Regions from separate parts of the Homo sapiens genome. Here region 1 is linked to region 2. Evidence: read pairs that join two places in POLR2A ChIA-PET (ENCODE). Cell type or tissue: OCI-LY7. All regions are shown on one strand. Each heading gives the region's core, and the rest is flanking DNA. Links, peaks and the distances in the headings are about the cores only.

Evidence for each region. ChIA-PET counts read pairs that join two places held together with the same protein. Peaks named below come from ENCODE experiments on the same cell type or tissue, not always from the same donor. Only the 100,000 strongest peaks of a DNase experiment are listed, where the experiment ranks them.
Region 1: POLR2A ChIA-PET joins it to region 2 with 10 read pairs; 7 of 35 experiments call an interaction of 5 or more read pairs at or near these places.

Annotation. Positions count from the first base shown.
Region 1 is chr3:47,478,722-47,495,261 of GRCh38, forward strand. LOC105377073 (a long non-coding RNA gene) reads left to right here. Exons shown (of 3, transcript XR_940821.3): 3 at 3,615-3,749. Among named protein-coding and RNA genes, the nearest start is that of SCAP, 11 kb to the left of the region's middle. RefSeq lists enhancers at 9,492-9,993, 9,994-10,493. In OCI-LY7, for the core only: no CTCF peak of the experiment used is centred there; DNase peaks (open chromatin) are centred at 12,670, 13,230 and 14,380; H3K4me3 peaks cover 1,014 bases; H3K27ac peaks cover 2,574 bases.
Region 2 is chr3:47,805,081-47,821,620 of GRCh38, forward strand. DHX30 (DExH-box helicase 30) reads left to right here. Exons shown (of 22, transcript NM_138615.3): 2 at 246-340; 3 at 5,577-5,631; 4 at 12,942-13,037. The coding sequence starts at 5,604. Among named protein-coding and RNA genes, the nearest start is that of DHX30, 10 kb to the left of the region's middle. RefSeq lists an enhancer at 12,502-13,002. In OCI-LY7, for the core only: no CTCF peak of the experiment used is centred there; no DNase peak of the experiment used is centred there.

The DNA of each region.
Region 1 (16,540 bases), core at 8,095-16,094, 320 kb before region 2:
CCCGCCTCAGCCTCTCAAAGTGCTGGGATTACGGGCGTGAGCCACCTCACCTGGCCCTTTTTTTTTTTTTTTTGAGACCAAGTCTCTGTCACCCAGGCTGGAGCACAGTGGCACAATCTTGGCTCACTGCAACCTCCACCTCTCAGGTTCCAGCGATTCCCGTGCCTCAACCTCTTGAGTAGCTGGGACTACAGGCTTGCGCCATCGCGCCAGGTTTATTTTTGTATTTTTAGTAGAGACGAGGTTTTTGCCATGTTGCCCAGGCTGGTCTCGAACTCCTGGGCCCAATCGATCCACCCGCTGTAATCCCGGGATTACAGGTATGACCCACCATGCCCAGCCTCCTACAACATTTAATATGAAAACATAACAGAAAAGTTGAAAGAACCATAGAGTGAACACTCATATACCCTAGATTCAACTATTAATGTTTTGCTTAGTATCTCATGTCTATCTAAAAAAATCTATCCTTTTATTCATCTATCTGTAATTGCCCAAGGGTTCTTCTTGCCCACTGCGCAGACAAAATCAATTCACTGAGGCCTTGGCATTGCAGTAAAGAGTTTCACTGACGCAAGGCTGGCGATGCACAAGGCCACGCAGAAGATGGAGCTGTTACTCAAATCAGTCTCCCCAAAGGCTTAGAGGTCAGGGTTTTTCAAGGATAGTTTGGTAGGCAGGGTGCTAGGGAATGGGAAATGTTGATTGGTTGGGGATGCAATCATAGGAGGAGTCCTCAAGCGCTGAGTCAGCCTCTGGGTGGAGTCAGCAGAAATGCAAAAGTCTGAAAAGAAACACCTCAAGGCCGGGCGCGGTGGCTCACGCCTGTAATCCCAGCACTTTGGGAGGCTGAGGCAGGTGGATCACGAGATCAGGAGATCGAGACCTTCCTAGCTAACACGGTGAAACCCCGCCTCTACTAAATATACAAAAAATTAGCCGGGTGTGGTGGCGGGCACCTGTAGTCCCAGCTACTCTGGGGGCTGAGGCAGGAGAATAGCATGAACCCAGGAGGCGGAGCTTGCAGTGAGCCGAGATCATGCCGCTGCACTCTAGCCTGGGCAACAGAACGAGACTCTGTCTCAAAAAAAAAAAAAAAAAAAAAAGAAAGAAAGAAAGAAAGAAAGAAAAGAAACATCTCAAAAGGCAAGTCTTAGGTTCTACAATAGTGATGTTATCTATAGGAGTAACTGAGGAAGTTACAAATCTTGTGACTTCCAGAGCAATGACTGGTTATCATTTAACTACACCTACACCTTAGCAGAATTCAGGCCCCTCCTATAAAAATCCTAGACTTGTGGCTTTTCATTAGTTTTACAAAGGCGGTTTAGTTTTGGAGAGGGCTAATGTCATCCTTGCTTTAAGGTTGAACTATAAATTCCTCCCAAAGTTACCTTCGCCTATCCCCAGGTTGGAGGTTAGAAGCAAGATAGAGCTGGGCACGGTGGTTCACTCCTGTAATCCCAGCATTTTGGGAGGCCGAGGCAGGCAGATCACCTGAGCAGGAGTTCGAGACCAGCCTGACCAACATGGAGAAACCCTGTCTCTACTAAAAATACAAAATTAGCCAGGTGTGGTGGCGCATGCCTGTAATCCCAGCTACTCAGGAGACTGAGGCAGGAGAATAGCTTGAACCTGGGAGGCAGAAGTTGTGGTGAGCCGAGATCGTGCCATTGCACTCCAGCCTGGGCAACAAGAGCAACACGCTGAGAGAAAAAAAAGAAAAAGAAAAGGAAGCAACATGGAGTCAACCATGTCAGGTTTTTCTTACTGCCATAATTTTGCAAAGGTGATTTCGTATCAATCCTTTATTTTAAGAGATAGGGTATTGCTCTATGGTCCAGGCTGGAATGCGGTGGCACAATCACAGCTCACTGCAGCCTTGACCTCCTGGGCTCAAGCAAGCTTCCCAAGTAGCTGGGACCACAGGTGGGTATGACCACTCCCAGCTAAATTTCAGAGTTTTTTAAATAGAGATGAGGGTCTCTCTGTTGCCCAGGCTGGTCTTGAACTCTTGGCCTCAGGCAACTCTCCCATCTTGGCCTCCACAAGTGCTAGGATTATAGGTGTGAGCCACCATACCCAGCCCCTATCTTATTTTTGATGCACTTCCAGTTAAGTTGCAGAAACCTGATTTTAGTTTTTATATATAGTAAATCAAATGGAACAGTTCCATTTAGCCCTAACTAGGTAGAGCTCAACTTTACTTCAGATTGTTCCCCATAAGAAAGGTGAATTCAGGCCGGGCACGATGGCTCATGCCTGTAATCCCAGCACTTTGGGAGGCCAAGGCAGGCGGATCACGAGGTCAGGAGATTGAGACCATGCTGGCTAACATGGTGAAACCCCGTCTCTACTAAAGAAAATACAAAAAATTAGCCAGGCGTGGTGGCGGGCGCCTGTAGTCCCAGCTACTGGGGAGGCTGAGGCAGAAGAATGGCGTGAACCTGGGAGGCAGAGCTTGCAGTGAGCCAAGATTGCGCCACTGCACTCCAGCCTGGGAGAAAGAGCGAGACTCCGTCTCGAAAAAAAAAAAAAAAAGAAAGGTGAATTTGAATTCAGGCCAGGCATGGTGGCTCACGCCTGTAATCCCAGCACTTCGGGAGGCCAAGGCGGGCGGATCACTTAAGGTCAGGAGTTCGAGACCAGCCTCCCAACATGGTGAAACCCCATCTCTACTAAAAATACATAAATGAGCCAGGCATGGTGATGCATGCCTGTAATCCCAGCTACTTGGGAGGCTGAGGGATGAGAATCCCTTGAACCTGGGAGACGGAGGTTGCAATGATCTGAGATCACGACACTGCACTCCAGCCTGGGCAACAGAGTGAGACTCTGTTGTTGTAACCGAGTGAGTTATAGAGAAACACCACACTTTGAGATGAATTGAGGAGTCCTTTATTAGCCAGTGACCGAGAGACGGCTAGCACTCAAAATTCTCTCAGCCCCAAAGAAGGGTCTAGATTTTCTTTTATACTTTGGTTTGGCAAGGGGAAGGGAAATCGAGTTGAAGCAATCTCACAGAAGTAAAAACAGGCAAAAAAAGTTAAAAAGACAAATGGTTACAGGAAAACAGTTCCAGGTGCAGGGGCTTTAAATTCATCACAAGGTGATAGGTGCGTGGGCTCTGGGTGCTATCTACAGGACACAAATGCGGGGGCTTAGGATACTATCACCTGAGCGAATTTCTGGGAACTGTGGACAGAGCTTGCCACAGTACCTTATCAGTTAATTGCACTTTTTGATGTGCTGGGAGTCAGCTTGCACAAGTTAAGTCCTTGAGGAAGGGGGTGGGTAAGGAGCCCTTGATGTCTTGCAAATGAAGGAGCCAAATGGAGTCTGTCCGGCTTTCTCAGCTAAGGAAGAGTCTATTCATATTAAAACAAGGTAAGGTATCACACTGTCTCAAAAAAAAAAAAAAAAAAAAAAAAGAAAGGTAAATTCAAAAACTTTAAAAACTAAATGTGGCATGGAAATCAAGAAATGATAACAATTTCTAATACTTGAGCTTCTACCCTGGGCCAATTCTCAAACCTGATCTCAATTAATCCTCAGAACAATCTTGAAATATAGAGGCTAAGTTTATTTTACAAATGTAGAAAATTTCTCTGCAGAGAGGAGATGATGTGTCCAAGGTCACTCTGAGAACTGAACAGAGGGCCGCCTTCTGGGACCCAAGACTCCAGGTTCCAGCCCACTGCCCAGCTGCCTCACCCTGTCATGAGCACAATAAAGGAGTTTCATGATTATGTGGATGTGTCTTTGCAATCACTCACACTGAGGATCATGCTTATCATGAATTAGCCATTAGTGATAGCAGCTGGCAACATCTTAAAGTGGAAAGAGCTGCTTCAGGGCCAGACTCCTTTTATTCAAATCCTGGCTCTGACACAAGCAGTACCTCTGTGGCTGGGAGAATTAACTTCACCTCAGGGAACCTCGAATTAGGAGTCAGGTTCCAAGATGCAAACAACACCAACAGCTGTGGGTTTTGAAAACAATAAAATTGGAGGGTGAACACATGTAAAATGCCTACACTGAAATAAACGGTAGCTTTTTTTTTTTTTTTTGAGATGGAGTCTCGCTCTGTCGCCCAGGCTGAAGTGCAGTGGAGTAATCTCAGCTCACTGCAAGCTCCGCCTCCCGGGTTCACACCATTCTCCTGCCTCAGCCTCCCGAGTAGCTGGGACTACAGGCGCCCACCACCATGCCCAGCTAATTTTTTGTATTTTTAGTAGAGACGGGTTTTCACCATGTTAGCCAGGATGGTCTCGATCTCCTGACCTCGTGATCCGCCTGCCTTGGCCTCCCAAAGTGCTGGGATTACAGGCGTGAGCCACCGCGCCCAGCTTTTTTTTTTTTTTGAGATAGAGTCTCACTCTGTCGCCCAGGCTGGAGTGCAGTGGCGCGATCTCAGCTCATTGCAACCTCCACCTCCTGGATTCAAGTAAGTCTCCTGCCTCAGCCTCCTGAGTAGCTGGGACTGCAGGCACGCGCCACCACAGCCAGCTAATTTTTGTATTTTTAGTAGAGACAGGGTTTCACCATGTTGGCCAGGATGGATGGTCTCAATCTCTTGACCTCGTGATCCGCCCACCTTGGCTTTCCAAAATGCTGGGATTACAGGCATAAGCCACCGCACCTGGCCCCAATGGTAGCTTCAATAACCATGATACAATCATTTAAAAATATTTAAAATGTCAAAGTTGAATGAATACATTTATTCAATGTCTTTATTACCTATCAAATTCCTACCATGTGTCAGAGACCAGGAATACAATAAGTTAATTTCCTGTACTAAAGAAGTTAACTGTCTTAGTGTTGAACCTTTAAACAAAACCTTATAGGAAATATAAGGTTTATTACAGAGGTCATAATAGCCCATAATAATAACCAATTATTGATTGTTGGGTTCTTGCCAGAAGCAGGTTTTACAATATATTTATCTCAAATAATCCTTGTGATGACCTTTAGAGGCAGGTAAGATAAACCCCTTCTTTTTTATTTTTATTTTTTTGAGACGGAGTCTCGCTCTGCTGCCCAGGCTGGAGAGCAGTGGCAGGAACTCAGCTCACTGCAAGCTCCGCCTCCCAGGTTCAAGCGATCCTCCTGCTTCAGCCGCCCCCGGTAGCTGGGATTACAGGCACACGCCACCATGCCTGGTTAATTTTTGTTTTTTGTTTTCTCAGTAGAGACGGGGTTCCGCCATGTTGGCCAGGCTGGTCTCTAACTCCTGACCTCAGGTGATCCACCCGCCTCGGCCTCCCAAAGTGCTGGGACTATAGGCATGAGCCACCGCGCCTGGCCGATAAACCCCATTTTAAGTTGTAAAAACCATTGCATCCAGAGCTCTGACAACTTCTCTGAGGTTCCACAGTTGCTGTGTTGCAGAGGCATCATCACATGTTGATCCACCTATCCCCAAAGCCCCTGGACTTCTGCCACTGAGCTTCCAAATGCTATGAGGAAAAGGGAATTGGAAACCAAAGACCAGGAATCATGAAGAAGGTGCTGATGTGATTTTGGGTAGGGCCTTATAGGGTAAGAGCTTGTCAGGCAATAAGAACAACAGCAGTCAGCCAGGCGTGGTGGCTCATGCCTGTAATCCTAGCACTTTGTGAGGCCGAGGTGGGCAGATCACCTGAGGTCAGGAGTTCGAGACCAGCCTGGCCAACATGGAAACCCCATCTCTACTAAAAATACAAAAATTAGCTGGGCGTGGTGGTGCACGCCTGTGGTCTCAGCTACTCGGGAGGCTGAGGCAGGAGAATTGCTTGAACCCAGGAGGCAGAGGCTGCAGTGAGCCGAGATCATGCCACTGCACTCCAGCCTGGGTGACAGAGCAAGACTCAGTCTCAAAAAATAATAATAATAATTAATAAAAAGAACAGCAGCAGTGGCTAATCCTTAAACCAGTTACCAGGCCTACTTTATATGTCATTGCTTACTTATCCTAACAACCCCAATAAAACCCATGAAATGGGCACTCTTTTCTCCCCATTTTTTTTTTTTTTTTTTTTGAGACGGAGTCTCGCTCTGTCGCCCAGGCTGGAGTGCAGTGGCGTAATCTCGGCTCACTGCAAGCCCCGCCTCCCGGGTTCACGCCATTGTCCTGCCTCACCCTCCAGAGTAGCTGGGACTACAGACGCCCGCCACCATGCCGGGCTAATTTTTTGTATTTTTAGTAGAGACGGGTTTTCACCGTGTTAGCCAGGATGGTCTCGATCTTCTGATCTCGTGATCCGCCCGCCTTGGCCTCCCAGTGTTGGGATTACAGGTGTGAGCCACCACGGCCAGCTTGTCTCCCGATTTTATAACTAAAACAAACTGGGGCCTAGAAATGTCCAATCGCGGCCAGGCGAGGTGGATCACGCTTGTAATCCCAACACTTTGAGACGCCAAGGTGGTCAGATCATGAGGTCAGGAGATCGAGACCATCCTGGCTAACAAGGTGAAACCCCGTCTTTACTAAAAATACAAAAATTAGCCGGGTGTGGTGGCGGGCACCTGTAGTCCCAGCTACTCGGGAGGCTGAGGCAGGAGAATGGCGTGAACCCGGGAGGTGGAGCTTGCAGTGAGCCGAGATCGCACCACTGCACTCCAGCCTGGCCAACAGAGCTAGACTCCATCTCAAAAAAAAAAAAAGAAGAAAAGAAAAGAAACCCCTTCTCTACTGAGAATACCAAAAATTAGCTGGGCGTGGTGGCGGGTGCCTGTAGTCCCAGCTACTCAGGAGGCTGAGGCAGAAGAGTGGCGTGAACACAGGAGGCGGAGCTTGCAGTGAGCCGAGATCGCGCCACTGCACTCCAGCCTGGGCGACAGAGCGAGACTCTGTCTCAAAAAAAAAAAAAAAAAAAAAAGAAAGAAATAAGAAATGTCCAATCACTTGAGTAAGATCACTATAGTCAGTTATTTCGTTGTTGTCTTCTCTGTAAGCTGATCAATCATACACATGCACCCCTTGCCCAATGTCCAGTGGCTGTAGAGCCTCCTGGCTGGATGAGTGCACCTCCCCTCTCCATTGTCAGCCTTGGCCAATAAAGCGTGAGTGAACACGACCTACACCAAGTCTAGCAGAAGCTTTAAGAGCCACTGCTTGTGTGAATGTGCCTCTTGTTCTTCCCCTTAGCCAGGAGAACATAGTCCTGTGTTGGAACTGTTCCTTCAGACCAGGTGCCAGGATGAGAAGCCATGTGGAGCAGAACTGCAGCACATTACCCATGGTCCCCTATATGTAATGTGAGTGAGGAATGTGCTGTCCGTTTTAAGCCAACTGGGATTTGAGGGCTGTTTGTTACTACAGGAGAGCTGTAAGTGGTTACGAGTCAGGATCGTAACCTCAATAGATGTAAACACCATAAAATTCACCCATTGTCCAGTGTATATTTCAGTGACTTTCAGTAAATGTATGGTGAAACTATCATCACAATCTTCTTTTAGAACATTTTCATCACCCCCTTTCCATTCTCACTCCCAGCCTCAGGCAACTACCAATTTATCATCTATCTCTATAGATTTGCCTTTTCTGGACATTTCATATACATGGAATCATACTATATATATATAATATACACACACACACACTATATATATATATACACACTATATATACATATATACACATATATATATATACACATATATACATATATATATATATACACATATATACATATATATATATATACACACATATATACATATATATATATATATATTGCTCTATCGCCCAGGCTGGAGTGCAGTGGCACAATCTTGCCTCACTGTAAACCTCCGCCTCCTGGGTTCAAGCAATTTGTCCTGCCTTAGCCTCCCGGGTAGCTGGGATTACAGGAGCCCACCAACACACCCGGCTAAGTTTTGTATTTTTAGTAGAGATGAGAGTTTACCATGTTGGCCAGGCTGGTCTCGAACTCCTGACCTCAAGTGATATGCCTGCCTCAGCCTCCTGAAGTGCTGGGATTACAGGTGTGAGCCACTGCGCCTGGCCTATCTTTTGTATCTGGCTTAATGGTTTTTGGTCTCACTATGTTGCCCAGGGTGGAGTACAGTGGCTATTCACAAGACATGATCACAGCACATTACAGCATTGAACTCCTGGGCTCAAGTGATCCTCCTGCCTCAGTCTCCTGAGTAGCTGAGACTACCGGTATGTGCCCGACTAGCATACTGCTTTTGAGGTTCACCCATGTTGCAGAATGTATCAGTACTTTAATTCCTTTTTTTACTGCTAACATTCCACTGCACAGATAGACTACATGATGATTTTTATCATCAGTTGATGGACATTTGGATTTTTTCCACTTTTCAGCTATTATAATAAACACAGCTGTGAATATTCCCATGCAAGTTATTCCATGAAAGGGCCATATATGCGAAATGACCCCCAAATGCAGAAGGAGCTGAGAAACCAAAGAACAAGGCAGACAAATCCAGTTTATCAGCAGAGGGCAATTTATTAGGGAACTTATGGACACAAGCATGGTCTTGGTCAGCAACAAGTCAGGTAGATCTCCACACCATTATTCCCCAGACCCGGGACTTATATACCACAGGAAAAAGGGTATGTGCACTATAGAGACAATGAAAGGCAACCCTCTAGAACAGGCCAGAATGAGTTGCGTGATAACATCAAGGTTGCTTTGACCTAAAGGTAGGATATATTGTGAGTACATATTCTTACATTAAAGACAGTAAATAAACAAGGAATCAGGAGGCATTCACAGGACTGCGGTTAATCTGAGGTCAACATGGCAAATTAGCATCCAAGATGGAGTCACTTTTGTCACCACACAAGAGTTTGTGTAGAACTTTGTTTTCATTTCTTTTGGGTAGATAGCTATGAATTGAATGGGTTGAGTCATATAGTATTTATTTATTCATTTATTTATTTATTTATTTTGAGACAGGGTCTTCTCTGTCACATACTGGAAGTGCAGTGACGCGATGTCAGCTCACAGCAACTTCCACCTCCTGGGTTCAAGCAATTCTCGTGCCTTAGCCTCCTGAGTAGCTGGGATTACAGGCGTGTACCACCACGCCCAGCTAATTTTCTGTATTTTTAGTAGAGATGGGGTTTCACCATGCTGGCCAGGCTGGTCTCAAACTCCTGGGCTCAAGTGATTCACCTACCTCGGCCTCCCAGTGCTGGGATTACAGGCTTGAGTCACTGCACCCAGCCTAGGTTTAACATTTTAAGAAACTGCCAAACTATTTTCCAAAGTGACTGCCCCATTTTACATTCCCACTAGCAATGTATGATATGAGGGTTCCTATTTCCTCACATCCTTGTCAGCACTTGTTACTGTCAGTCTTTTTGATATAGCCATTTTAGTGGCTATGTAGTAGTATCTCATGGTGGTTTTTTTTTTTTGAGATGGTGTCTCGCTCTGTCACCCAGGCTGGAGTGCAGTGGCGCGATCTTGGCTCACTGCAACCTCCGCCTCCTGGGTTCAAGCGATTCTTCTGCCTCAGCCTCCCGAATAGCTGGGACTACAGGCTGGGACCACCAAGCCTGTCTAATTTTTGTATTTTTAGTAGAGATAGAGTTTCATCATATTGGCCAGGCTGGTATCGAACTCCTGATCTTGTGATCTGCCCGCCTCGGCCTCCCAAAGTGCTGGGATTACAGGCACACGCCACTGTGCCCAGCCCTCACTGTGGTTTTAATTTGTACTTCCCTAATAATGTTGAGCACTTATATACGCATGTTAGCCATTCCGATGTCTGCTTTGATGTCTATTCCAATATTCCGCCTTTTTTTTTTTTTTTAAAGAGACAGGGTCTCAGCCAAGCACGGTGACTCATGCCTGTAATCCCAACACTTTGGGAGGCCAAGGCAGGTGGATCATTTGAGGCCGGGAGTTCGAGACCAGCCTGGCCAACATGGTGAAATCCCATCTCTACTAAAAATACGAAAATTAGCTGGGCATGGTGGTGCATGCCTGTAGTCCCAGCTACGTGGCAGGCTGAGGCAGGAGACCTGCTTGAACCTGGGGGGCAGAGCTTGCAGTGAGCTGAGATTGTGCTGCACTTCAGCATGGGTGACAAAGCAAGACTGTCTCAAAAAAATAGGACAGCATCTCACTGCATCACCCAGGCTGGAGTGCAGTAGTGCAATAATTGCTCACTGACTGTTGCCTTAACTTCCTGGGTGCAAGCAATCCTCCCACTTTAGCCTCCTGAGTAGCTTGGACTATAGCCATGCACCACCACACCCAGGTATTTTTTTTTTTTTTTTGAGACGGAGTCTTGCTCTGTTGCCCAGGCTGGAGTGTAGTGGCGCAATATCAGCTCACTGCAAGCTCTGCCTCCTGGGTTCATGCCATTCTCCTGCCTCGGCCTCCTGAGTAGCTGGGACTACAGGCGCCCGCCACCGAGCCCGGCCAATTTTTTTTGTATTTTTTAGTAGAGATGGGGTTTCACCTTGTTAGCCAGGATGGTCTCGATCTCCTGACCTCGTGGTCTGCCTGCCTCGGCCTCCCAAAGTGTTGGGATTACAGGCGTGAGCCACTGCGCCTGGCCACACACAGGTATTTTTTTTTAAATTTTTTGTAGAGACATGATTTCACTATGTTGTCCATGCTGGTCTTGACCTCCTGGCCTCAAGGAATTCTCCTGCCTCGACCTCCCAAAGTGCTATGATTACAGGCATGAGCCACCATGCCCAGCTTGCTGCCCATTTTTTAACTGGATTATGTGTCTTCTTCTTCTTCTTTTTTTTGACATGGAGTCTCACTCTGTCACCTAGGCTGGAGTGCAATGGCGTGATCTCGGCTCACTGCAACCTCCACCTCCTGGGTTCAAGTGATTCTCCTGCCTCAGCCTCCCAAGTAGCTGGGATTATAGGTGCGCACCACCACACCCAGCTAATTTTTGTATTTTTAGTAGAGATGGGGTTTTACCATGTTGATCAGGCTGGTCTTGAACTCCTAACCTAGTGATCCACCCGTCTCAGCCTCCCAAAGTGCTGGGATTACAGAAATGAGCCACTGTGCCCGGCAAGTGTCTTCTTTCTTTTATTCTTTCTTCCCCCTGCCCTCCTCTTCCCCCCCTCCCCCCACCCCTTTCTTTCTTTCTTTCTGTTTTTGAGACAGAGTCTCGCTCTGTTGCCCAGGCTAGAGTGCAGTGGCAGTCTCGGCTCACAGCAACCTGCATCTCCTGGGTTCAAGCAATTCCCCTGCCTCAGCCTCCTGAGTAGCTGGGACTATAGGCGTGTGCCACCATGCCCTAACTTTTGTATTTTTAGTAGAGACGGGGTTTCACTATGTTGGCCAGGCTCGTCTCAAGCTTGTGACCTTGTGATCCACCCATCTTGGCCTCTCAAAGTGCTGGGATTATAGGCGTGAGCCACCACATCCAGCAAGTGTCTTCTTCTTATTCAGTTGTTAAGAGTTCCTTCCATATTCTGGATACAAGTCTCTTATTATAAATATGAACGCAAAATTTTTTTCAGGAAAACAAGTAGAATGAATAACTATTTCAGAAAAGGACTATTAAAACTGATATCACGAAGTGACCGGAAATAAAGACCAATAATAAAGAAAAAAATTTTAGATACTCTCCAAAAATGTTATTTTCTTGGCTGGGCGCGGTGGCTCACGCCTGTAATCCCAGCACTTTGGGAGGCCAAGGCGGGCGGATCACGAGGTCAGGAGATCGAGACCATCCTGGCTAACACAGTGAAACCCCGTCTCTACTAAAAATACAAAAAATTAGCCAGGCGTGGTGGCGGGCGCCTGTAGTCCCAGCTACTCGGGAGGCTGAGGCAGGAGAATGGCATGAACCCGGGAGGCAGAGCCTGCAGTGAGCCGAGATCGCACCACTGCACTCAAGCCTGGGTGACAGAGCGACACTGTCAGAAAGAAAAGAAAGAGAAGAGAAGAGAAGAGAAGAGAAGAGAAGAGAAGAGAAGAGAAGAGAAGAGAAAAGAAAGGTGGGGGGAGGGGAGAGAAAAAGAAAAGTTACTTTCTTTTTTTTTTTTTTTTTGAGTGGCTGAGATGACAGGCATGCACTACCACACCTAGATAATTCGTGTATTTTTAGTAGAGACAGGGTTTTGCCATGTTGATGAGGCTGGTCTTGAACTCCTGGCCTCACGTGATCCACCTGTCTTACCCTCCCAAAGTGCTGGGATTACAGTCATGAGCCACTGCACCTGGCCTACAAATTTTAAATGAGTTGAAATGTTATCCATATTTTAAAAATTATTTTACACTAGAAAGCACAGAATAGCAACTTCATTCCAGTGAGAAAGAAAAACATATTTTTGAGTCCTGAAGAATTAAGACACCATCAGAGATGAAACAGGAACATTACAAGGTCTTGTTCAAATAGCACTGCCCCCATAAATTCTTCCCCAATTTTCTGTGCCCGCAACAAAAAAGAAAAAAAAAATTAGGGGGAAATAATTGTTCTTTCCTATGAACATCAGCCTCATGTTAGTAGAATATTTTTATGGCCCATATCACACCTTATGATCCTGTTTTTCTACCCCTGTATTAGTCCATTCCCACACTGCTATAAAGAAATACCTGAGGCTGGGTAATTTATAAAGAAAAGAGGTTGAATTTGCTCACAGTTCTGCAGGCTGTATAGGAAGCATGGCAGCATCTGCTTCTGGGGAGGCCTCAAGGGAGCTTTCACTCGTGGTGGAAGGCAAAGCAGGAGCAGGTGTCGTATATGGCAGGAGCAGGACCAAGATGGGGTCTGGGGTGGCGGTGGGTAAGTGCTACACACTTTTAAACAAAAGATCTCATGAGAACTCAGGACAGTACCAAGAGGGAAATCCACCCCTGTGATCCAATCAGCTCTCAGCAGGCCCCATCTCCAACAGTGGGAATTAATTTCCACATGAGATTTGGGCAGGGACACAGACCCAAACTATATCAACCTCTCATTAGGCTACAGCAGTCTTTAGGATTGTTTTGGTTTTTGGTTTCAGGGTTTTTGTTTGTTTGTTTGTTTGTTTTTTTGAGATGGAGTCTAGCTCTGTCGCCCAGGCTGGAGTGCAGTGGTGTGATCTCGGCTCACTGCAAGCTCCACCTCAGCATCCCGAGTAGCTGGGACTACAGGCGCCTGCAAGCACTCCTGGCTAATTTTTTGTATTTTTAGTAGAGACGAGGTTTCATCATGTTAGCCAGAATGGTCTTGATCTCCTGACCTCGTGATTTGCCTGCCTCGGCCCCCCGAAGTGCTGGGATTACAGGCGTAAGCCACCACGCCCGGCCGGTTTTGGGTTTTTTTTGAGACAGTTTCGCTCTGCCATTCAGCTTCGAGTGCAGTGGCTTGATCATAGCTCACTGCAGGCTTGAACTCCTGAGCTCAAACAGTCCTCCCACCATAGCCTTCCGAGTGGCTGGGACCACACCACCATGCCCAGCTTTTTGTTGTTGTTGTTCAAGACAGGGTCTTGCTATTTTGCCCAGGCTGGCCTCCAAACTCCTGGCCTCAAGCAATCCTCCCACCTCAGCATCCCAAAGCGCTGAGGTTACAGGTATGAGCTACCATGCCCAGCCTTTAGGATTGTTTTTATCTTTATAACCCTTTTTATAAAACAGATCTTCTGGCTGGGCACGGTGGCTCACACCTGTAATCCCAGCACTTTGGGAGGCCGAGGCAGGCGAATCACGAGGTCAGCAGATCAAGACCATCCTGGCTAACATGGTGAAACCCCGTCTCTACTAAAAATACAAAAACTTAGCTGGGCGTGGTGGCAGGCACCTGTAGTCCCAGCTACTCGGGAGGCTGAAGTAGAAGAATCGCTTGAACCCGGGAGGTGGAGGTTGCAGTGAGCCAAGATTGCGCCACTGCACTCCAGCCTGGGCAACAGGGCAAGACTCTGTCTCAAAATAAATAAATAAATAAAAATAAAATCCTGGACTCAAGTGATCTGCCTGCCTCAGCCTCCCAAAGTGCTGGGATTACAGGCATGAGCCACCATGCCCGACCAACACCAGGTTTTAATTGATAAGTAAGCAAGGATAAGGAACAGATTCTGTACACACGGAAAAATACAGAGAAAATTATATGCTAGTGATTAAAGAAATGTCCATTTCACACTAGAATCATTTTTATGGACCATATCACACCTTATGATCCTGTTTTTCTACCCCTGTATTAGTCCATTCTCACACAACCACCACTATTAAATTAATTAAAAATAAGTTAAACCCAAAGTTGACAGAGCAAAATCTCTGCATCATTGTCAACTGGCTCCATCATTCTGAAGAACAACCTGATAATGTGCCAGGGCCAGTTTCTGCTGTAATTCAATAATTCCATTAGAGGGTATGGACTAAAATGTCATCACCCCTCACTTCTCACAGGCCCCTGTGCTGGTTTATTTATAGCACTTATTGTGGTCTAAGTTAAATATGTCCTTTGTCGATTCTGTTGATTGCCTGTCTTCTCTTCCAGAACGTAAGTTCTATGAGCTCTGCCAGTGACCTGGTTTGTCAGGTTCTAAACAAACAAGTACTTATCCCCACCCGCAATAGGTAGAGTATATAAAATTTATAACAGCATAATTGATAACTGTAAAAACCAGAATCTACATGCCCAGAGGATAACTAAACAAACTAGAATATAATGATAGCATAAAATGCTGAATAGCTTTTTTTTTTGAGACTGAGTTTTGCTCTTGTTGCCCAGGCTAGAGCACAATGGTGCATTCTCGGCTCACTGCAACCTCCGCCTCCTGGGTTCAAGTGATTCTCCTGCCTCAGCCTCCCAAGTAGCTGGGATTACAGGTGCCCACCACCACGCCCAGCTAATTTTTGTATTTTTAGTAGAGATAGGGTTTCACCATATTGGCCAGGCTGCTCTTGAACTCCTGACCTCAGGTGATCCACCCGCCTTGGCTTCCCAAAGTACTGGGATTACAGGCGTGAGCCACTGTGCCCCGCCCTCAATAGCTATTAAACATAAAATATTTAAGGGGAGGCTGAGACGGGAGGATCTCTTGAGCCCAGGAGTTCAAGACTACCCTGGGCAGCAAAGTGACACCCCGTTTCTACAAAAAAATTAAAAACAGCCAGGCATGGTGGTGGGCACCTGTAGTACCAGCTACTCAGAATGCTGAGGTAGGGGAGGATCACTTGGAATTCACGTGAACTAAGAAGTGCCACACTGCACTCCAGCCTAGGCAACAGAGAGAACCTGTCTCAAAAAAAATAGTGAAAACATCTATAAACTAAGTGAAGAAACATGATAGCAACATTTATGTCATGTAAAAAATGGTGCCTTGCCCATTCAAAATCGTAGCTCAAACGAAGTTTGCATAAATAATGAAGTCTTAGTCAAAGAATCATTAGATTCTTTAATAACTACTTTCTCTTAATTGCACTCATAACTTTCAAATATTCTATCAGGTCTACAGTATTTTGAGAATAAAAGCAGCTTACTGTTTCAGACGGATAACATACACAATGGTATGATTTGAAGAGAAGTGTGATAAATTTTTCCTAAAGACTAAAAATCCAAAAAGTTAAAATTAAACAACAGATATGAGCTGGGCGTGGTGACACGCACCTGTAATCCCAGCTACTTGGGAGACTGAAGTGGGAAGAGCCCTTGAGCCCAGAGAGTCGAGGCTGCAGTGAGCTATAACCACACCACTGCAGTCCAGCCTGAGCAACAGAGAGAGACCATGTCTCAAAACAAAGAAAAGAGGCTGGGCATGGTGACTCATGCCTGTAATCCCAGCACTTTGGGAGGCCAAGGCAGGCAGATCACCTGAGGTCAGGAGTTCAAGACGAGCCTAGCCAATATGGCAAAACCCCATCTCTACTAAAAATACAAAAATTAGCTGGGCACAGTGGCACGTGCCTGTAATCCCAGCTACTTGGGAGGGTGAGGCAGGAGAATAGCTTGAACCCGGGAGGCGGAGGTTGTGGTGAGCCAAGATCATGCCACCACTGCACTCCAGCCTGGGTGACAAAGCAAGACTCCATCTCAAAAAAAAAAAAAAAAAAAAAAAAAAAAAGGCCAGGCATGGTGGCTCACATGCCTGTAATCCTAGCACTTTGGGAGGCCAAGGCAGGCGGATCATGAGGTCAGGAGATCAAGACCATCCTGGCTAGCACGGTGAAACCCCGTCTCTACTAAAAATACAAAAAATTAGCCGGGCATGGTGGCAGGTGCCTGTAGTCCCAGCTACTTAGGAGGCTGAGGCAGGAGAATGGCATGAACCCGGGAGGCGGAGCTTGCAGTGAGCCGAGATCGGGCCACTGCACTCCAGCCTGGGTGACAGAGCAAGACTGTCTCAAAAAAAGAAAAGAAAAGAAAAGAAAATAACAGCTATGTAAGTTCCTTAGTATACAGCAAAATAGTATTATTTTTTCATTTTCTTTAAGATAAAATTCATTGTAATATAATTTATATACCAAAAAAGCAGCCATTTTAAGAGAATACACCTGGTGTCTACTCTGAGGTGACCTCAACTGAGGGGCTGAGTGGGACTAGTTGTCATCTACAGGATGCGGGGCAAGAGCCCACCTCCTGCAGTCTTCACAGGTGAGGGAGGCACCAGCAACTCGCC
Region 2 (16,540 bases), core at 4,647-12,646:
GACATCTTCTTAGATGATGTCAGAAGACTTCAGCACTTCTACAGGTGCTGGTGTAGGACAGCTTACAATTTAATGGGCCTAGAATGGGTCATGGTAAGTCCTGATTTGTAAGGCCATTTTGTCCAGTATGTGCCCTTCATGCCACTAACAAAATTTGTCCTTGTTAGAGCTAGTAAATGATGGTTGGAGCAACTTTCTTTCCCTATGGGGCCTCCACTGTATTGACTCAGCGTTGTACTTCTCAGGAGGAGGCCCAGCCTCGTGATGAGGAATAGCAAGGAGAGAATTCAGCTCCAGTTCAAAAGCCTACAAAATCTGAGACTGTCATTGCTTTTATAAGGTAAGTTGATTTAGCCGTGCACAGAGCAGTGGTGGATCTGATGCTCAGCTGTACTGTAAAACAAGAGGTATGTGTTAAACCTATTTCTGACCATTTTGGAAGAAGGATATCATTTATTTTATTTTGTTTTATTTTTGAGACAGAGTCTCGCTTTGTCCCCCAGGCTGGAGTGCAGTGGCGCGATCTTGGCTTGCTGCAACCTCTGCCTCCCAGGTTCAAGCAATTCTCCTGTCTCAGCCTCCCAAGTAGCTGAGATTACAGGCGCCTGCCACCATGCCCAGCTGATTGTTTTGTATTTTTAGTAGAGACTGGGTTTCACCATGTTGGCCAGGCTGGTCTCAAACCCCTGACGTCAGGTGATCAGCCTGCCTCAGCCTCCCAAAGTGCTGGGATTACAGGCATGAGCCACTGTGCCCAGCCAGAAGGGTATCATTTTTAGTCATTGTGGAGTCTCTGTCCTGGAACCATCCCCAAGTGACTCTACCTGGAGTTAAATTGTATTTCATTATGCAGGAAATCTTGATATAATAGCATTTTACTTATCTGTAAATTACTTAAGAGACACATTGAGCTACAAGGTTTTTTGTTTTTGAGACAGTCTTGCCCTGTCGCCCAGGCTGGAGTGCAGTGGTGCAATCTTGGCTCACTGCAACCTCCACCTCCTTAGTTCAAGCAATTCCCCTGCCTCAGCCTCATGCCACCAAGCCCGGCTAATTTTTTTGTATTTTTTTTTTTTTTTTTAGATGGGAGTCTCACTCTGTTGCCCAGGTTGGAGTGCAGTGGTGGGATCTTGGCTCACTGCAACCTCTGCCTCCTGGGTTCAAGCGATTCTCCTGCCTCAGCCTCCTGAGTAGCTGGGATTACAGGTGCGCACCACCACGCCTGGCTTATTTTTGTATTTTTAGTAGAGATGGGGTTTCACCATTTTGGTCAGGCTAACCTCAAACTCCTGACCTTGTGATCTGCCTGCCTCTGCCTCCGAAAGTGCTGGGATTACAGGTGTGAGCCACCGTGCCTGGCCAATTTTTTTCTTTTTTTTTTCTGAGATGGAGTCTCACTCTGTCACCCAGGCTGGAGTACAGTGGTGCAATCTTGGCTCACTGCAACCTCCGCCTCCCGGGTTCAAGCGATTCTTCTGTCTCAGCCTCCTGAGTAGCTGGGACTACAGGCGTGCACCACCACGCCTGGCTAATTTTTTGTATTTTTAGTGAAGATGGGGTTTTACCATGTTGGCCGTGCTGGTCTCGAACTCCTGACTTTGTGATCCACCTGCTTCGGCCTCCCAAAGTGCTGGGATTACAGGAGTGAGCCACTGCGCTCAGGCGTGCCTGGCCAATTTTTTTTGTATTTTTAGTAGAGACAGGATTTCACCATCTTGGCCAGAATGGGCTCGAACTCCTGACCTCAGGCAATCTGCCTGCCTCAGCCTCCCAAAGTGATGGGATTACAGGCGTGAGCCACCAAGCCTGGCCCACTACAAAGATTTTTAAACATTACTGCATTATGGCCGGTCGTGGTGGCTGATGCCTGTAATCCCAGCACTTTGGGAGGCTGAGGCGGGCGGATCACAAGGTCAGGAGTTCGAGTCCAGCCTGGCCAACATGGTGAAACACTGTCTCTACCAAAAATACAAAAATTAGCCAGGCGTGGTGGCGGGTGCCTGTAATCCCAGCTACTAGGGAGACTGAGACAGGAGAATCATTTGAATCCGGGAGGTGGAGGTTGTAGTGAGCAGAGATCATGCCATTGCACTCCAGCCTGGGCAACAAGAGCAACACTCTGTCTCAAAACAAAACACCATTACTGACTGCATTACAAGGAAGACCGCTTTCTTTTGGATCTCTATGAAATGTTCTAGAGCTCTGTAAATTCTGTCTCTAAAAGATCCTGTCTTGATTCTCATAGTATCGTTTTTTTAGATTAGTACAGGAAAAAGAATGGTACATGAGCCTAAATTGACATATTGGGCTAGAGGTTTAGGGACTTTTAAAAAGCAAAACTGGCCGGGCACGGTGGCTCATGCCTGTAATCCCAGCACTTTGGGAGGCCGAGGCAGGCAGATCATGAGGCCAAGAGATCGAGACCATCCTGGCCAACATGATGAAAGCCCATCTCTACTAAAAATCCAAAAAAATTTAGCCGTGCATGGTGGCGTGTGCCTGTAGTCCCAGCTACTTGGAAGGCTGAGACAGGAGAATAGCTTGAACCCGGGAGGTGGAGGTTGCAGTAAGCTGATATTACGCCATTGCCCTCCAACCTGGTGACAGAGCGAGACTCTGTCTCAAAAAAAAAAAAAAAAAAAAAAAAGCAAAATCAAGAGTCTATTTGCAAGCAAATTAACTTACAAATTTTTTTTTTAGAGGCAGGGTCTCACTGTGTTGCCTAGGCTGGTCTTGAACTCCTGGCCTCAAGCGATCCTTCACCTGGGCGTCCCAAAGTGCTGGGACTACAGGCATGAGCCACCCCACCTAGCCATTAAATTTTGCTTTTTTTTTTTAAATTTTTTTGAGACAGAGTTTCGCTCTTGTTGCCCAGCCTGCAGTGCAGTGGCGCAATCTCATCTCACTGGAACGTCCACCTCCTGGGTTCAAGTGATTCTCCTGCCTCAGCCTCCCACGTAGTTGGGATTACAGGCATGCACCACCACGTCCGGCTAATTTTGTATTTTTAGTAGAGACGGGGTTTCTGCATGTTGGTCAGGCTGGTCTCAAACTCCCGACCTCAGGTGATCTGCTTGCCTCGGCCTCCCAAAATGCTGGGATTACAGGCATGAGCCACTGCACCCGCCTTACTTTTTGTTTTTTTTTTTTAAGAGAGACAGGGTCTTGCTTTGTCACCCAGACTGGAGTGCAGTGGCGTGATCACAGCTCACTGTAAACCTCAAAATCCTGGGCGAAGTGATCCTCCTGCCTCAGCCTCCTGAGTAGCTAAGACTGCAAGCATGTACCACCACACCTGGCTAATTCTGAAAATTTTTTTTAGAGATGCGGTCTCACTATGTTGCCCAGGCTGGTCTTGAACTCCTGGTCTCAAGTGCTCCTCTCATCTCAGCCTCCCAAAGCGCTGGGATTACAGGTGTGAACCACTGTGCCTAGCCAGTTTACCATTTCGTAGCAATAGAGTATTGTTTCTTTTTTTTTTTTCTTAAATTTATTTTTTATTTTTATTTTTTTGAGATGGAGTCTCGCTCTGTTGCCCAGGCTGGAGTGCAGAGGTGTGATCTTGGCTCACTGCAACCTCCGCTTCTCGGGTTCAAGCGATTCTCCTGCCTCAGTCCCCTGAGTAGCTGGGATTACAGGCATGCGCCACCACAGCTGGCTAATTTTTGTATTTTTACTGGGGGCGAGGTTTCCTCATGTTGGCCAGGCTGGTCTCGAACTTCTGACCTCAGGGTGATCCGCCCACCTCAGCCTCCCAAAGTGCTGGGATTACAGGCATGAGCCACTGCAACCAGCCGAGTTTTGTTTTTTGTTTTTGTTTTTTTTGAGACAGAGTCTCACTCTTGTTGCCCAGGCTGGAGTGCAATGGTGCGATCTCGGCTCACTGCAACCTCTGCTTCCCGGATTCAAGCGATTCTCCTGCCCCAGCCTCCCGAGTAGCTGAGATTACAGGCGCCTGCCACCGTGCCTGGCTAATTTTTTGTATTTTTTTAGTAGAGACGGGGTCATGTTGGTCAGGGAGTATTGTTTTTTAAGTAATATTCACTTAAAATGTTTTAGATTTTATAATATTCTGGTTTTCTTTTAAATTAGAATGTCAAATTACACACTTTTTATTTTCATTTGGATAGAAGGTGTCTATGGAATGTAACTTCTTTTTTTTTTTTTTTTTTTTTTTTTGAGACGGAGTCTCACTCTGTCGCCCAGGCTGGAGTGCAGTGGCACAATCTTGGCTCACTGCAAGCTCTGCCTCCTGGGTTCACGCCATTCTCCTGCCTCAGCCTCCTGAGTAGCTGGGACTACAGGCCCGCACAACCATGCCTGGCTCATTTTTTTGTATTTTTTTAGTAGAGACGGGGTTTCACCGTGTTAGCAAGGATGGTCTCGATCTCCTGACCTCGTGATCCGCCCACCTCGGCCTCCCAAAGTGCTGGGATTACAGGCGTGAGCCACCGCGCCTGGCCGGAATGTAACTTCTTAAAGTAAATGTTATCATTGTTGATATTGTATTGAAGTTTTCTCTGTGATATACCATATCCTATGGGCTGAAATTTCCAGCATCCCTTGGGGAGTGGAGGCCATCAGGGCAGACCTGCTATGGACCTGAAAGATTCCGCCCCAGGTCAGCCCTCCACTCCCCACCTCCCCACAATTTGAGAATGAGAGGGAACAGGAGTCAGGAGCCGGAGTGTTGGCCCCAGTAGACTCCAATCAATGTTGGACATGATTCTGATTGGCTAAACACTGTGTAGATGTTTTTAAACAAAGTCCATTTAAGGTTACTGCACTAATCAAGGAGTACTGGATTATAAAAACATCTATAAATCTGAGTTTGAGTATTTTTTAAAACAAAATTGTTAAACCAGATGTGTTGCTTTTTTTTCTTGTCATCTCTAAGTATAGTCCTCAGTTAAATATACTAATAAGCAAAATGCACCAAAACTTTTGGCTAATAGTTGTGCTTTAACTTAATATTTGTTATTTCATAGAGACTGCTATGAAAAGCTTTTTATTCTGAATCACTGTACAGTTATTCTTTGATCCTGTCAGTCAAATCTCATTTTTAGGGTCTTGACTAGGTTTTATGAAAGCCCAGTAAGGCAGTTTGCCCATAAGGCAGTCATCAGTCCTGTTTCCTGATGCCACATGACAGAAGGGGTCCATGTAGAATTTCGTTTCTTCCTGGAAGTCCCAAGGAAACCTGCAAGTATTATGATAACTAGGAAGGAAACCTGCAAGTATTATGATGAACTGGGAAGGAAACCTGTAAGTATTATGATGAACTAGATAGAACTACATGTCTCTCATGATGAAATGCATCTCCCTCTGTTTAACAGGATATGGGGAGTTTTAGGACAGGGAAGAAAGTGCTCAATTAGAAAGAAGCAAAGACAATTACTCTAGAGTGGAGCTGGCCTTCCAGTCCTCAAGACTGGGGAGCAGCAGTTGGGGCTCATTAGTGAAGAGTTTCATTTTTTTCATTTTCTGAACAGTGCTCTCCATGTTACTGAAGTCTTCTTTGTGGGTTGCTGGACCAGGAATATTAACCATTGCCTCTTGGCCCTCCTTGTTCTCAGGATTCCAGCTTTCCCTCCTGGCCAGAAATGTTCAGCCTGGACTCATTCAGAAAAGGTAAGACTGCAACTGTGCTTGTGACCTCATGCCCTTCCTTATTGGGATGGGCAGCTCTGAGGGCTGTGAAAGTCTCTCCCCAGTATGTAGTTCTTGCACATTTCTTTGGGTGGTTTTCCAAAGGCCTTTCCTATAGCCTTCCTTTTGCATGGTGCTTAGAATCTGTGCCAACCCTTGCCATGGCCTTTGCCATGCTTCCTCCCAGTGCCCCCTTCTGCGTACTCCCTGCTTATTAAAATCCTTTTTTTTTTTTCTGAGATGGAGCCTCACTTCTGTCGCCCAGGCTGGAGTGCAGTGGCACGATCTCGGCTCAGTGCAATCTCCTCCTCCTGGGTTGAAGCAATTCTCCTGCCTCAGCCTCCGTAGTAGCTGGGATTACAGGAACCAGCTGCCAAGCTCGGCTAATTCTTTTTTTTTTTTTTAGTTGAGACGGGGTTTCACCATGTTGGCCAGGCTGGTCTCAAACTGTTGACCTCAAGTGATCCACCCACCTCGGCCTCCCAAAGTGCTGGGATTACAGGTGTGAGCCACCGTGGCTGGCCTCTAAAATCCTATTTTTCTAGGCTAGTATTTTATACCATCTCCTTCATGAACCTTTCCTAATTCTGTTGACCAAATGCAATCTTTCTCCAATCTTCCTCGGTACCATACCTGTTCGTTCTCATGGTTAGTCTATTCTGAATTAATCATTTTGTCACTAGATTGGAAGCTCCCTGTAGCCAGGGCCTGTTGTGTGCTTTTACGATGCATAGCACCTGGCCAGCATTTCGCACATAGTAGGCCTCAGTAAACACTGGTGGAAGTTGGATTGAGTCTGTATTAGGCTGTTCTTGCATTGGTATAAAAAAATACCTGAGACTGGGTAATTTATAAGAAAAGAGGTTTAATTGGCTCACATTTCTGCAGGGTGTATAGGAAACATGGTGCTGGCATCTGTTTGGCTTCTGGGGAGGACTCAGGGAGCTTTCACTCAGGGGCAGAAGGTGAAGCGGGAGCAGGCGTGTCACGTGGCAAAAATCAGGATCCAGAGAGAGAGAGTTGGGGAGGTGCCACACAATTTAAACAAGATTGGCTGGGCATGATGGCTCACGCCTGTAATCCCAGCACTTTGGGAGGCCAAGGTGGACGGATTGCCTGAGCTCAGGAGTTCCAGACCAGCCTGGACAACACAGTGAAACCCCATCTCTACTAAAATACAAAAAATTATCCAGGCGTGGCAGTCTGCGCCTATAGTCCCAGCTACTTGGGAGGCTGAGGCAGGAGAATAGCTTTAACCCGGGAGGCAGAGGTTGCAGTGAGCCGAGATTACACCACTGCACTCCAGCCTGGGCAACAGAGCAAGACTCAGTCTCAAAAAAAAAAAAAAAAAAGGCCATGTGTGGTGGTGGGCACCTGTAATCCCAGCTACTTGGGAGGCTGAGGCAGGAGAATCGCTTGAACCTGGGAGACGGGTTGCAGTGAGCTGAGATCGTGCCATTGCACTCCAGCCTGGGCAACAAGAGTGAGATGCCATCTCAAAAATAAATAAATAAATAAATAAAATAAACAACAGGATCTCATGAGAGGCTGGGCGCAGTGGCTCACACCTGTAATCCCAGCACTTTGGGAGGCCAAAGTGGGCGGATCACTTGAGGTCAGGCATTTGAGACCAGCCTGGCCAACATGATGAGACCCGTCTCTACTAAAAATACAGAAAATTAGCTAGGCGTGGTGGTGTGCACCTGTATTCCCAGCTACTTGGGAGGCTAAGGCACGAGAATTGCTTGAACCCAGGAGGTGCAGGTTGTAGTGAGTCAAGATTGTGCCACTGCACTCCAGCCTGGGCGACAGGGCAAGAATCCATCTCAAAAAAAAAAAAAAGATTTCATGAGAATTTACTCACTATCACAAGGATAGTAGCAAGCCATGAGGGATCCATTCTGTGACCCTTCAACAGCAGAGATTACATTTCCTTTTTTTTTTTTTTTGAGACGGAGTCTCACTCTGTTGTTGCCCAGGCTGGAGTGCAGTGGCACGAGCTTGGCTCACTGCAACCTCTGCCTCCCGGGTTCAAGCAATTCTCCTGCCTCAGCCTCCCGAGTAGCTGGGACTACAGGCGTGTGCCACCACACCCGGGTAATTCTTGTATTTTTAGTAGAGATGGGATTTCGCCATATTGGCCAGGCTGGTCTGTAACTCCTGAGCTCAAGTGATTTCGCCCATCTCGGCCTCCCAAAGTGTTGGGATTACAGGCGTGAGCCACCAGCAGGAGATTACATTTCAACATGAGATTTGGGTAGGGACAAATATCCACACTATATCAAAGTCATTCTTTCGTTAGTGATCATAGAAACTCTGGCAAGTCTTGCCGGGCGCGGTGGCTCACGCCTGTAATCCCAGCACTTTGGGAGGCCGAGGCAGGCGGATCACGAGGTCAGGAGATTGAGACCATCCTGGCCAATATGGTGAAACCCCGTCTCTACTAAAAATACAAAATAAAAAATTAGCCGGGTGCGGTGGTGGGTGCCTATAGTCCCAGCTACTCGGGAGGCTGAGGCAGGAGAATGGTGTGAACCCAGGGGGCGGAGCTTGCAGTGAGCCGAGATCGCGCCACTGTCTGGCCTGGGCGAAACAGCGAGACTCCATCTCAAAAAACAAAAAGAAATTCTGGCAAGTCTTGAAATTAGTGCTCTACAGCACACTGAGTGAGGGGGTTGCATAGGCAATGGCAGAATTGAGCCTTGACAGGGCTATAGGGTAGAGTTCACAATGTGTTTATAGGAGGTAAAGTAGCCTGTGGGGACTTTAGGGGCCAGATCCTGAGAGCTTTGTATTTCTTAGAACATGACTTTTTTTCTTCAAGAGACTGAAGAGTAAAGGGCCTGTAGCCCGTGTTGAAGCTGATTCTGAGGCTTCTGTCTGAGGATATTTTACAAATAAATAAGAACCATAACAGAACGTCTATAACTGCTGATTAAATAGGTCTTCCTGATTGTGTCTTCTCTCTCTCTAAGTTGTGTTCCTCGAGGCCTGGGAAACCCCTGGCCAAGTGGTGCCCTGTGTAACCCATTGAATGGGGCCAGAAGGAGGGCTGGACGTACTAGGGCTCAGAGAGCAGCATGTCCCTGCCTCCTTGTGTATCTCCAGCCACTCCATCTGTTTTCATATTGTTTGAAAAAATTTATTTCTGTCATCCTGGGCTTTTTTTTTTTTTTTTTTTTTGGCCAGCTGTATGTAAGAAGGAAAAAACTGAACTTGAGATTAGTGTGGGCAGCACATTTTTTTTTTTTAGCTAAAATTAGCACTTTGTGTTTACTTACTAACCAGTGGGCTTTATTGTCTACCCACTTGTAAAAGGTCGATGAAAGCAGGTTTTCTCATGGTGAGTGTCTCTGAATTAATAGTACTGATTTTGTAAAGAGATGGAAAGCCCAATAAAAATCACGATCCTCAGCTGAGCGCGGTGGCTCAGGCCTGTAATCCCAGCACTTTGGGAGGCTAAGGTGGGTGGACTACTTGACATCAGGAGTTCGAGACCAGCCTGGCCAACATGGTGAAACCCCGTCTCTACTAAAAAAAAATAAAAATAAAAATAAAAATCAGCCGGGCATGGTAATCCCAGCTACTTGGGAGGCTGAGGCAGCAAATCGCTTGAACCCAGGAGGCAGAGGTGGCAGTGAGCTGAGATCACACCACTGCACTCTAGCCTGGGTGACAGAGCGAGACTCTGTCTCAAAACAAAAAAAAAAAAAAAAAAAGAAAAAAAAATTTTTTTTTCCTGTCTGAGCGCCGTGTCTCATGCTTGTAATCCCAGCACTTTGGGAGGCTAAGACAAAAAGATTGTTTGAGCCAGGAGTTTGAGAGCAGCCTGGACAGCATTGGGAGACCCTGTCTCTCTGTATTTTTAGCAAGCTCCACCTCCCAGATTCATGCCATTTTTCTGCCTCAGCCTCCCGAGTAGCTGGGACTACAGGCGCCAGCCACCACGCCTGGCTAATTTTTTGTATTTTTAGTGGAGATGGGGTTTCACCATGTTAGCCAGGATGGCCTCAGTCTCCTGACCTCATGATCCACCCGCCTTGGCCTCCTAAAGTGTTGGGATTACAGGTGTGAACCACCACGCCCGGCCGTTTTTTGTTAGTTAGTTTTGTTTTGTTTTGTTCTGTATTTTTTTAAGAAATAAAATAATTAAAAAAATAATTTTTTTTTTTTTGGTGGAAACAGGGTCTTCCTATGTTTCCCAGGCTGTTCTCAAACTCCTGGCTTCATGTAATCCTCCTGCCTTGGCCTCCCAAAGTGTTGGGACTACAGGTGTGAGCCACTGTGCTTGGCTTGAGTTTTCCTTTTACATGTTTCTTTGCTCTTCATCATCAAATTATGAGTTCCTAGGGTGTCATGAACCTTGAGAGGAAATGTAAGTTGATGTGAAGCTTGAGGTTCCCGAGTTTCATTGACTGGGGCTTGAATCTGGCTTTCCCTAATACTAGCAAGGTGTTAACTTACCTGATCTTGTTTCCTACCTGCTATCTTCAGGACTACAGTGAAGATATTAGAGCTGAAATATAGGAAAAGCACCTGGCTATGGTCGGTGCTCAACCCTTACTCTTGGGCATGGTATGCCCTTGATAAATACTGGAGAGCTATAGCCTTGCCTCAGCATGCAGTGTGCTGTGAGGTTGCATGATTGAGCACCTGCTGTGTAGGAGACACTAGGGTGAAGAGAGCTCTGTTTCAGAGATGCTTCTTGGTACTCTGGAGCTTATAGCCTCAATAGGATGGGCCATTTGATGGTTCTGATGGAAACAGCTATAGCAATTCCATGCAGCATTGTGGATGGTGGCCCACTGGGTCTTGTGGCTAGCTACCATCTTTCTCATTATGTAATTTAACAAAGCTGTTGGTAAGAATGCCCATGTTCCTGGTAAGTTACTTGTTACTGCCCTTGCGAGCATCTTAACTTAGCTGTCTGATTTCTTACCTGTAATGCCATCGGACTCAGGCTACAAAGAGCAAGCTGAACAATAAAAAAGAGCAAAAAAAAAAAAAAAAAAAAAAAAAAAAGAGCAAGCTGAGTCTTTCACAGCCAGCACAAAACTTTGAAAAACACTGGATCAATAGCAAGAATGTGCATTTTCTCTCCAGGTACATGGTCAGAAGTGGGCTCAGTGAAGTTATGGGATTGTAACAACTCTCTCCCAATTGCTGAAAATGCTTAATGAGATAATAACTAATCATTGAATCATTTATTCTTTTTTTTTTTTTTTCAATCCAGCATCCCTGGATGTGAATGAGGACCCTCCTTAAACAGGAATGGAGAGGTTGAGCTGGTCATTTCCAACCTTAGCTTCAAGGCAGAACTGGAATTAGTTTCAAAATAAACCTTGATCCTAGGCATTTAGTTCTAGAAGATCCTACAAGCACGTCTGCTGTAACTCTATGTATGTTTTCTGTAAAATCACATACCTATAAAATAAAAAGAAAAAAATCACACATCTATAATATTATAAGAGAGCTTATGGGAAAAATAGAATTGGGCCAATGCAACTGCAACTTTTTGACCAAAATATGACAAAAAACAATTATTGGTGCTTGGGAAGATGCTTTGGACTACCTAGACAGGCAGCTCAGGGTGATGTGATGCTGCAAATGTACAAAGAGCCGTCTTCTTTTTTTTTTTTTTTTTTTTAAGACGGAGTCTTGTTCTGTGGCCAGGCTGGAGTGCAATGGCGCGATCTCGGCTCACTGCATCCTCCGCCTCCCGGGTTCAAGTCATTCTCGTGCCTCAGCCTCCTGAGTAGCTGGGACTACAGGCACACGCCACCATGCCCTGCCAATTTTTGTATTTTTAGTAGAGACGGGGTTTCACCATGTTGGCCAGGATGGTCTCGATCTCTTGACCTTGTGATCCGCTGGCCTCAGCCTCCCAAAGTGCTGGGATTATAGGCGTGAGCCACCGCGCCGGGCTACAAAGAGCCTTCTAATGTGAGCAGAGCTGGCAGTTACCGAGGAAGCCCAGGTGGAGGTGGAGTTCTGAAACAGCCACTGTGGTGAAGGAGTGTGTGCAGCTGGGACTGTGGGGGAGGAGGGTTGGAGTGCAGGACTTGCTTCTCCCCTAACATTTTGTTGTGAAAAATTTCAAAAATACTGAAACATTGAAGAAATTGTATAGTGAACACCTTTGTATCTACCACCTTGATTCTCTATAGGTATAGGCACTCAATTTTAATAAAAAAAAAAATAGCTGAAAGGGCTTTTTCTTTCCTGCTGAAGATTATAATTCTACTCCTGCTTTTTCAGCTCCTTTGCTTTCAGAATTTTTTGAAACAAGAGTCTTGTTTTACTGATATCTTTCTCCTCTTTACCAATTGTATATGAGTCAATTTGCATTCCACAAATGAACATCTTTGTAGAACAGGTGGTTTCTCAAGCTTCAGGTGTGTGTGGCCATCTCTGCTCCCCTTCTACCCCATTTACTGTACTGAAACCAGAGGGGCAAAGAGAGCAAAGAGTGCATGCATTTCTCCCAGCCCCAAGACTAGTGACTCTCTGAATGTCACCATTTAGGTGGTTTAAAAGGACCTTAAGCCTTCCTTACCCATATATTTCCACCTTCCTTACCCATGTATTTCCACCTTCCCGTGGAAGACTCAGTGCCTTAATTTTCGTTCATGTACCTCAAGTTGTTGGGACTTCTTAGAAATGTACTTTCTGGTTACTAATAAGTAGCATTTAGCCCCCAAATGAATGGAAGTATTTGGAATGGCAGGTTGTTCTCTTTTAGAAAGAGGGAGAAGGCTGGTAAGTGTGCGTCTGGTTTTAGCTCTCAAGCTGGACCCACATAGTCCAGTCGTCCCTCTCTTACCCAGCTCTTGGAGGGAAAGAATGATTTGAGATTTGGTGGCTGAGGTAGCCATCTGGGGAACGCATAGCAAAGGCGTAGGTAGCTACCATAAGAAGCAGACACGTGGTGCTTTTGAGTTGATGTAGTACCAAGGCTTTCAGCTTTCTCCTGTTGTCCTGTCACATCCTCACAACTTAAGACTAAGAGAAGTATATAGGATGGGTGTTAACCTCATAGGGGGTAGCTAAGGGAACAGGAAGAGTTTGAGGGCTCTCTCTAAGGCTGTCACATATCACATCATATGAGACGCTTGCCTTCTTCCTGTGTGGCGTTGTTAGTGCTGTTCCTCAGAACCTGTGGCTGCTCCCAGCACTGTCCAGCAGCCCTGTTGCCCAGAGCTCCTCACGGATGCTCTGAGTGAGTCAGTTCAGGGGTCTGTGACTGTGAGGGGTGAGAACATGTCGCCCTGATGCCCTCTCTCTTTCCCCAGATCGGGCCCAGCACAGGCAGCGTCAGTGCAAACTTCCCCCACCCCGCCTTCCACCCATGTGTGTCAACCCTACCCCAGGAGGGACCATCTCTCGAGGTAAGGGAGGAGCCTTGCCTCCAGCAACAGCTTGGTCCAGGGTCTGTGGGGAGGTGGGTGGCAATGGGAGCCCTGGTGCCAGGGCCACAGCCCTCCAGAAAGTGAGTGAGGAAGGGTGGGATTAGCAGAGCTATTGGAGCCCTGAGGGAGAAATTACTTGGAAAAGTCTGGATTTTTTCATGATCCCTTGACTCATGGCCTGGACCCTGCAGTCTTCTTGGGCCTCCTTGTGTGGCCTGGACTAAAGCCTAGGCTCAGTTTGGGTGGTTCTCTCAGCACCCGCATGGAGAATCCGCAGGGCTTGGGGCCTCGAGGCTCCTAGAAGTCCCTGATCAGGTGGCTCAGAGAGCAGGGTGCTTGTAGCAGGGCTGGAACAGATAGCCCTGACTCAACCCTAGTGCTTTCCATCTTGGAGGCTTTGGGAATACACACAGATCACTTTCCTGTCTCCCATGTGGCACCTCAAAGCACTTTACTGACATTAAAATGTGCCTCTCAGTCCACTTGGCAAGGTAGGCTGTCCTTTTGATTGGGGAGAATGTTAGAGCACCAGGTAAGTGGCAGCTTACCTCAGGCCCTATCAGTACCCAGGGATGGCGCCAGGGATAGGACCCAGGGAAGCATCGCTGCACATGAGCGCCTCCTCTTCTCCCTCAGACTTATTAATATACCTTTTCCAGGCCTGCTAAGGCCAGTGCTCCTGGAAGCCTTTTTGTCCTAATAGCTGCTCTTTTCTGCCCCATAGGCTGCCTGTTCACACCCCTCTGCCTAGCAGAAGGAGCCCTGTTTTAGGTCATAGGGTCATTGTCTCATCTAGAGACAGCATGTCTACTCTAGGGTCTGTCTGTAAAGTGCTTTGAAGGTCAAGAGCTCAGGAGGAGTGTGGGGAACACAGAGCACCTCAGTTTCTGCAGCCCATGCTGCTGCTGCGTCCCAGGCAGTTTTCACACTCCTGCTGCTGCGGCCCTGACTACTGACAGCAGGATAGAAATGAGTACTTCTAGCCCCCTGACCATTTGACTTAGGTTTTAAAGAAATGCCACCCCCCTACCGTTACCAAAACAAGAGTTGATTGCCCTTTTTTTTTTCTTTCTTAAAATGCCCTGTAACTCGAAAAGGCTGAACGTTAACATTTCCAACATGGCAGGTGAGTGGCTCTGAGAGTGTCAGATGTGCTTTGGCTAAGCTTGAAGACGGTTAGTCGGGGTTAACCAGGCAGTTGGCTAGGCAGTGCCTTCTTGAGCACACGCGGAGGAGAACACTGATCGCAGGATGGGCAGTTGCTGCCTCTGGGGCAGCCCCACAAGTGCTGTGCTCTCTTCCCCAGAGGAGTGCAGACCCCTGAGCCTGGTGGTCTCTCCTCACAGCTGCGCCTCCAGGAGGCATCCGTGGGTGTGTGCATTTTGCCTTCTCTCTCTCAGCTAGAAGCAACAGCCCCTCTTGGCCTGCGGATAGCGATCAGGCCTCTCCCCTGTGCTTTCTAGCTCCCTAGAGGCTTCACTGGTGCTCCTGCCCTTAAGGAGATGTGTTGCAGCAACAGTCTCTCTGGTGTTTATATAAGGAAAACAGTGCACCGAAAATGGTGGCCATTTATATTGATCACAGTACTCAGCAGAATCAGATTTGGAACTGAAAAAAAATGATCACCTCCCTACCTCCTTGACCCCCCTTCCTCCACTGCCAATGTCTTCCCAAGGCTTCCTTCCAGGGTAAAGGGTGAGTACATCAAGAAACTCACCTCTGGCTGTCCCCTGTCACTCGGCCCCACCTACTCAGATTTGAGACACAGCACCATGGGATGACACTTCTGGCAGGATCTTGGGGGCCACAAAACTGATCTTTCCTGTCCATTGCCTCAAATAGATGTGTGCCCTCTTCTTGATGTGGTGGTTTACGTCAAGAGACTTGTGGCTGGCCGGGCATGGTGGCTTACGCCTGTAATCCCAGCATTTTGGGAGGCCAAGGTGGGTGGATCATCTGAGGCCAGGAGTTTGAGACCAGCCTGGCCAACATGGTGAAACCCCATCTCTACTAAACATACAAAAAATTAGCTGGGTGTGGTGGTGCATGCCTGTAATCCCAGCTACTTGGGAGGCTGAGGCAGGAGAATTGCTTGAACGCAGGAGGCGGGGGTTGCAGTGAGCTGAGATCGCACCACTACACTATAGCCTGGGCAACAGAGCGAGACTCCATCTCAAAAAAAAAAAAGAGACCTGCGGCTTATGTGGAAGGGGAAGCCATGAGGACGGATGACCTGGTAGGGCAGTCGGGTGCCCACCTGGCTCCTGTAGCTCCTCTTACCCGTCTCCTTGCCAGCCAAGTGGATCCTTTCTTGCCATTTTGACCACGTGTAATATATGTATATATGGTTGGGTAAGTTGCCAAAATATAGGCTGAGACTCCTGGTTTCTTTAGGTGTTGGTGGTCCCTTCCACTGTCCCTGCGGAAGTTCTCTGCTCTGCCCCAAAGCCTGAACTATCTTGGACTTCCTCTTGTTGCCTTTTTCTGGGGCCTCCAAAGTATAGGTTCCTAAAGCATTCTCCCGTGTATTCAGCAGATCCTTTACGCCTTAATTCTGTGCTGCTAGATGTAGTTGTTTAGCACATGTAGTACCAGATGTCATCCCCGATCCAGAAGTGGATAGAGAGATTGCTGAGCCAGTAAATGCTTTCTTTTTTCAGAACTTCCCTCCTTTTTCACAGGGAAAGGAATCAACTTTCTCTCCTCCAAGAATACGGAGAAGGCTTAATGTTGGTGTAAAGAAAGGGGTGCATGCGTAAGGCTCTCTCTTTTTTTTTTTTTGCCTTTGTTTTATTTCTTCTTTCTATTTTTATTTATTTATTTATTTATTTATGAGATGGAGTCTCACTCTGTCACCCAGGCTGGAATGTGGTGGCATGATGTCGGCTCACTGCAACCTCTGCCTCCTGGATTCATGTGATTCTTGTGCCTCAGCCTCCCTGGTAACCGGAACTACAGGCATGCACCAGCATGCCCAGCTGATTTTTTTGTATTTTCAGTAGAGACGGGGTTTCACCATTTTGCCCAGGCTGGTCTCCAACTCCTGGGCTCAAGTGATTTGCCTGCCTCAGCCTCCCAAAGTGCTGGGATTACAGGCATGAGCCACCATGCCTGGCCTTTTTCCTAACTTTCTTTTTTCTTTTTTTGATGGAGTTTCGCTCTTGTTGCCCAGGTGGGAGTGCAATGGTGCGATCTTGGCTCACCGCAACCTCCGCCTCCTGGGTTCAAGTGATTCTCTTGCCCCAGCCCCCCGAGTACCGGGGAATACAGGCATGTGCCACTATGCCTGGCTAATTTTTTGTATTTTTTTAGTAGAGATGGGGTTTCTCCATGTTGGTCAGGCTGGTCTCAAACTCCTGACCTCAGGCAATCTGCCCGCTTCGGCCTCCCAAAGTGTTGGGATTACAGGCATGAGCCACCGTGCCCAGCCCTTTTTTCTAACTTTCTTTAAGGTCCTTTACTGATTGATTGATTGATTGAGA